Linked DNA regions of Homo sapiens: region 1 is linked to region 2. A link is an interaction called in ENCODE POLR2A ChIA-PET data of the cell type or tissue named here. Cell type or tissue: Panc1. All regions are shown on one strand. Links, peaks and the distances in the headings refer to the core of each region. The heading gives the core; the rest is flanking DNA. Region 1 overlaps MOSMO (modulator of smoothened). Region 2 overlaps SDR42E2 (short chain dehydrogenase/reductase family 42E, member 2).

What was found. Peaks named below come from ENCODE experiments on the same cell type or tissue, not always from the same donor. Only the 100,000 strongest peaks of a DNase experiment are listed, where the experiment ranks them.
Region 1: POLR2A ChIA-PET joins it to region 2 with 15 read pairs; 5 of 35 experiments call an interaction of 5 or more read pairs at or near these places.

Annotation. Positions count from the first base shown.
Region 1 is chr16:22,015,752-22,018,673 of GRCh38, reverse strand. All of the region lies in intron 1 of MOSMO (modulator of smoothened), which reads right to left. Among named protein-coding and RNA genes, the nearest start is that of MOSMO, 9.1 kb to the right of the region's middle. In Panc1, for the core only: no CTCF peak of the experiment used is centred there; no DNase peak of the experiment used is centred there; H3K27ac peaks cover 673 bases.
Region 2 is chr16:22,165,473-22,168,394 of GRCh38, reverse strand. SDR42E2 (short chain dehydrogenase/reductase family 42E, member 2) reads right to left here. Exons shown (of 13, transcript NM_001394319.2): 2 at 2,758-2,848; 3 at 1,961-2,145; 4 at 1,396-1,491. The coding sequence starts at 2,812. Among named protein-coding and RNA genes, the nearest start is that of SDR42E2, 4.4 kb to the right of the region's middle. In Panc1, for the core only: no CTCF peak of the experiment used is centred there; no DNase peak of the experiment used is centred there.

The DNA of each region.
Region 1 (2,922 bases), core at 312-2,811, 150 kb after region 2:
GGACTTTTTTCATTTGCTTAAACATAATCTCTCTGATTATTTCAGTACAGATTCCTTACAGACCACAAATACGTCAATAGCATTTGTTGCAAGATGGTCTGGAATGAAGTCCAATCGCATAGGGAATATCTATGGGAAGATTTTTAAAATATTCATAGTAAATTAAAGATTTCTTTTATCAAAATGATGGTACCTTATAAATCAAATGGTCATATCTCTTTGACAGTCTAAGTGGCCTTAAAGATTTTTGTCTTTGGAGGTCAGTGGCCTGGTCAGCAGAACTGATCTGAACATGGCCTATTTTTGAAAAGAACTTCTATTATTATGGCTGAAATTGGACCCAACCATGTTCCAGGTAAACAACTTACTGTGAATATATTGCAATAATGAAATTTTGTTCTTCCTTTTTCTTACTTGACCCACCCAACTGCATTTTTTTCTACTCCTGTTTAATCTCTAACTATAGTAGAATATGGTCCCTAGTTGAACAGATCTATATTAAAAGTCAACAGCTGCCTTTTTGCTCAATATATACAACGGCAAGTGTCAAAATGCCAAATGTGATATTTTATTTATAGCAAAGCTAGTATAATGAGACACACAAAGTGCAGCCTTTTGCTAATTAAAAAAAAAAGCAGTGATTCAAAGATTTGTCAGTTTGCTTCAAAAGTGAACTGGAGTCACACACTGAAACTTCCCTTAAGCAAACTATACATGTTAGTTGGTACATATTCACAAATACATGTAAGTACCATTGATAGCAACACCCAAACCCAAATGCTCTTTTTTTTTGTCAACTCTAAAGCAATAAACCCCAAAGGAACGTCACATTCTACTTGCTCATTGCATATTTGGCAAGAATTCTCCTCCGTGTAATTTGCAGTTAACAAGAGAATGCACAGTAAAGTTTACAAACACAGTAAATTTAGGTGAAATACACAGTAAGGGTATATTATTGAAAAATGGTTTTAATCCAGGTACCTATTTTTAGGTATCCTGATATTCAAAGATCTTCAGGTTTCCTCATGGCTCTTATCTAAGCCTCTTTAGGATTTCTACAACAGCTTTCCCAACATTACTTTTTCATCAGTTTGTAGTTGATAAAGGATGAAATAACTGCTACTTTCAATCTGTTGTTATCAATCGGATCAGGTTTTCTAATTATAAAGCTGCTAGCTGCTTAGTTGGGCGGGGAATTCTAGAAAGTACTTGGAAAAAAAGGTGTAGCTTCAGAACTTGAAAATACAACATTCTGACAACCAAAAAGACATGAATGTCATGTTATATAAACCATCACAAAGGTAAAGCTGTAAATATGAAATTTATACCTATATACTTGTCACTGCTGTCACCGTACAACCTAATTTCCTGGGTCTCTTAGAGAAGCATATCAAACACGGTCACTATGTAAATAATTATGCATTCAGGTTGCACGAACAAGTTCTTATTTATAATTCAATGGTGACAATTTCATAAACAGGAACACTTCATTACATGTCTAAATTTCCCCTATAAGATTATGCAATATGGCCCACCACCTAAGTATGCATTGAAATGGGTTATGGAAAAAATGAACTCACAGTTGCATTACAGAAGCTAGTAACTAGAAAAAAATTTATTCCATAAACTAAATCTTCAGCTATATCGCTTGCCAGGTTTCTATAAAGAACCAACTATCTCATATATTTCAAACTTATTTTCACACTTTGAGGTGAGAAAAATTGACTTGATACTCCAACTGTACTACCAGCTCTTAAATTCCTTTAAAACTAACCTCTGAACTAAATGATCTTAACAATACACTGTGGTTAATATTCTTTAACCCACAGGAGAACAAAGTTGGAGTCTAAACCTGCATAACTATTGGAAGTGCTGAAAGAGGTATTAATCAGGTCTGAATGATATAATTTTCATTAATAAAAACCCTCAACTGCAACTTGTCTAAGATCAATTACACGGCTCGTAAATAGTAGGACAGGGACTTGGCTACATGTTGGTTTGCCCCAAAGCCCGTGTGCCATTTCCACTATGCTAGGCTGTCTTTCACTTAGAAAACCTCTTCAATCTGTTCCAGAAACATAAAAACCCAAGTACTCCTTGGTTTTGGTAGTTACATGTGTCCCATAAGTGTGTATTACCACAACAACTGACTATGCAGTCTCTCTTCCCAGATTGGACCCAGCTGGGTTCACGAACATTCAAATACAGACACATTATGTTGCCTTAAATCTCTTTCTGGAACAAGGCAGGTATAAGTAAATAAATAAGACAGACAGTACAAAAGGGAAACACTAAAAATCCAGATGTTTTGAGCTTTTATGTAATAAATGACTAACATTTGAGCATTTACTAAGTATCGGACAATGTGCTAATCTCTTATATGCCACATTTTATCTCCTCACAACTATCCTTTGAGGTAAATGTATTGTCTCCATTTTATAGCTGAAAAATCAAATTACATGCCCCAAATCATAAAGCTAATAAAAAAGGAATCCAAGAATCAAATAGAGATATGCCTGACTCCAAATCCTACAGAACCATTTTACTATACTGCAACTCCAATACAAACTCAGTATTTACCAGGAAAGGGATTAAACAATGATGTTTTTGGTCACACTAAGCAGAACAGTGGAGAACTGATATATGTAACTATTACTATGCAAAATTTGAAAGGGGTTCTGGCAGCCAAATAAGGAAGGACTCAATAAGTATGGCCAATCTAACAAATGCATCAGCAGTCTTTACTCTAATTTTTTTTCTTCTGAATTTCCTTCTTTTAGTGATTTCCATTTACTCATGCCTGCTGTTCATGTTCTTCATCCTAAATTCCCCTTCTCCAAAAACATTTAGGCTTATTTATAGTCTTAATTCTGAAGTGGCTCCATCTCTGTTGGTAATGATAAAAGAGATGATGTTTGGAAC
Region 2 (2,922 bases), core at 297-2,796:
ACTCAGGAGTCTGAGGCAGAAGAATCGCTTGAGCCTGGGAGGTGGAGGCTGCAGTGAGCTGAGATCATATCACTGCACACCAGCCTTGGTGACTGAGCGAAACTCCGTCTCAAAAATAAATAAATAAATAAAAATAATAAAATTTACTTTTATTATTTTTAAATAGAGATAGGGGTCTCACTATGTTGCCCAGGCTGGTCTCGAACTCCTGGGCTCAAGCAATCCTCCCACCTTGGCCTCCCAAAGTGCTGGGATTACAGGTGTGAGCCACCACACCTGGCTCTATATTTATTCTTGTTGTGGCTGTTTTTGTTTCATAGGCAACACGATCAAGGTTAAAAAGAATTCAAACAGTAAAATGGGTGTATAGTGAAAAAGAAGGTTCCCTCCTACTCCTGATTCCAAATCTTCCTTTTCCCTCCCCAGAGGCAGCCACTGTTAAATTTCCGGTGTTTCTCGAGATAATCTATTCTTATTAATATCAGCATATAAGCATGTGTGACTATAGAAATAAATAGTTTCTTTAGCTTTTTTTGGAAACAAACAGGAGAATGCCAAACACTGCTTTGCACCTTGGAAACTATTTTTTTAATCTGCACACTTTGAGTTACCTCTTTCTTTTGAATGGCTGCATAGAATTTGACTGTAAAACACAATTTATTTAAATAGTCCTCAACTGATAGGTTATTTCTGGTGTTTTGTTATTAAAAACAATGCTGCAAATACACAAATGAGTGTAATTTCTGAGGCAACGGGTATACATATGTTTTGGTGGATACTATTACATTGCTCTCTGAAGAGGTTGTGATATTACCAATAGTAATATCCTCACTTTCCAGATGATGAAAGAGGATCAAAGAGGTTAAATAAACTTGCCCTAGATAACACAGTTATAAAATGGCAGAAATGGGGCCGGGTGCGGTGGCTCCTGCCTGTAATCCCAGCACTTTGGGAGGCCAAGGCGGGCAGATCACCTGAGGTCAGGAGCTTGAGACCAGCCTGGCCAACATGGTGAAACCCTGTTTCTACTAAAAATACAAAAATTAGCTGGGCGTGTTGGTGGCACCTGTAATCCCAGCTACTCAGGAGGCTGAGGCAGAAGAACCACTTGAACCTGGGAGATGGAAGTTGCAGTGAGCTGAGATTGTGCCACTGCACTCCAGCCTGGGTGACAGAGTGAGACTCAGTCTCAAAAAAAAAAAAAAAAAAAAAAAAAAAAAAAAAAAAAATGGCAGAACTGGTATTTGGTGTCATGGATGCAGGATGCAGGGTGGGAGTAGCCCAAGTCCCTCCTATAATAGGTGAAGCATGATAGGGAATGCATGGGTGTGAGGGCAGAGCCAGGACTGGAACCCCACTCTGTCTAACTCCAGGTGTTGTGTGTGAGGAGCCCACCTTCTCAGCCCCGGACATTCCATAGGAAGCCACGTGGAAGACACAGTCCACCCCTTCGAAGGCACGGTACAGGGCTTCTTCATCTCGGACATCAGCCTGCACCAGAGGAAGAAGAGATGAGGGCAGGGGGTTCAAGTCCAAGGCAAGAGATAACACCTCTGCACCTTGCCTGGTCTCAGAACTGGCCCCCTGACCCAGCCCAGGCCAAGCCTCTGTAGCATCAGGAAAGGCTGGTGGGGCAGGATTCACTAAATGATTCTACAGGGCACCGTGAGCAACATCCCGTGCTCATTCATCACGCTCTGTAGGTGACAGGGGCTGTGCTAGGTTTATGTGCACTGTCTCATCAACTCCCAATGAGACCCTGTGAAGTAGGTGTTGGTTACTATTGTCCCCTTTCTGTGACCATAGCTACCCAGCTGGTAGCACCAGAGCCAGAGCTATAGCTCAAACAGTCTGGCTTCAAACAGTGTGCCCCTAAACTCCACACCACAGGTTTCACATCAAACACTGTCCCCTGACCATCACCACTGCCCCAGTCTATTAAGACCCTTGTTCCTTGTACCTGGATGAACTTGGTTTCCGGGGACAGTTCCCACTGGGGTCTGCGGCGGTCAAGCAGAATGACGGAAGTGCCGCTCTTGGCTAGGTGGGATCCCAGGCTGAAGCCCAGGTAGCCTCCTCCTCCAGTCACTAGAACCTTCTGCCTGGCAGCCTTTGTAGGTTTGGCTTGAGTCTTCTGCTGCGGCGCTGGTGTTGGGGTTGTTGTTGACTCACTGGGTCTGGGCCCAGTCCCAGACCCCTGTCTGAGCCCAGGCCCTAGCTCTGGCTCAGGTGTAGACCCAGCTCCTGCCCCAGGTACTGATCCAGCTCCCGGCCCAGGTACCGATCCAGCTCCCGGCCCAGGTACCGATCCAGCTCCCGGCCCAGGTACAGACCCAGCTCCTGGCCCAGCTCCTACACCAGGTCCCAACCCACCTCCTAGACCAGGTCCCGACCCAGCTCCTGGTCCAGGTACAGACCCAGCTCCTGGCCCAGGTACGGACCCAGCTCCTGGCCCAGGTACGGACCCAGCTCCTGGCCCAGGTACGGACCTAGCTCCTAGACCAGGTACGGACCCAGCTCCTGGCCCAGGTACAGACCCAGCTCCTGGCCCAGGCCCTAGACCTGGTCCAGTCCCTGAAATAGCACCAGGCCTCGGAACAGTACCAGAACCCGCCTGAGGTCCTGGAATAGCTTTGGGCCCCAGTCCAGGCCCTGGAATGGCACCAGGCTTTGGTGCAGGCCTTGACTCAGACCCTGAGCCAGACCTTGGACCTGAGACCTCTCCACAGGCCTGGCAGACAGGGCAGCTCTTCTCACCCTGGCCTGCAGCTTTGCAGGCCTCTAGGGAGGAGCGTGGGGGGTTGGACTTCATCCTCTACTGAGCCATGCAGACCCAGAAACCGACCACCTGTGGGAAAAAAAATAGAAGAAAGAATGCTCTAGAATCGTTTCAAGTCACATAAATTATTAGACCTCTAGGAC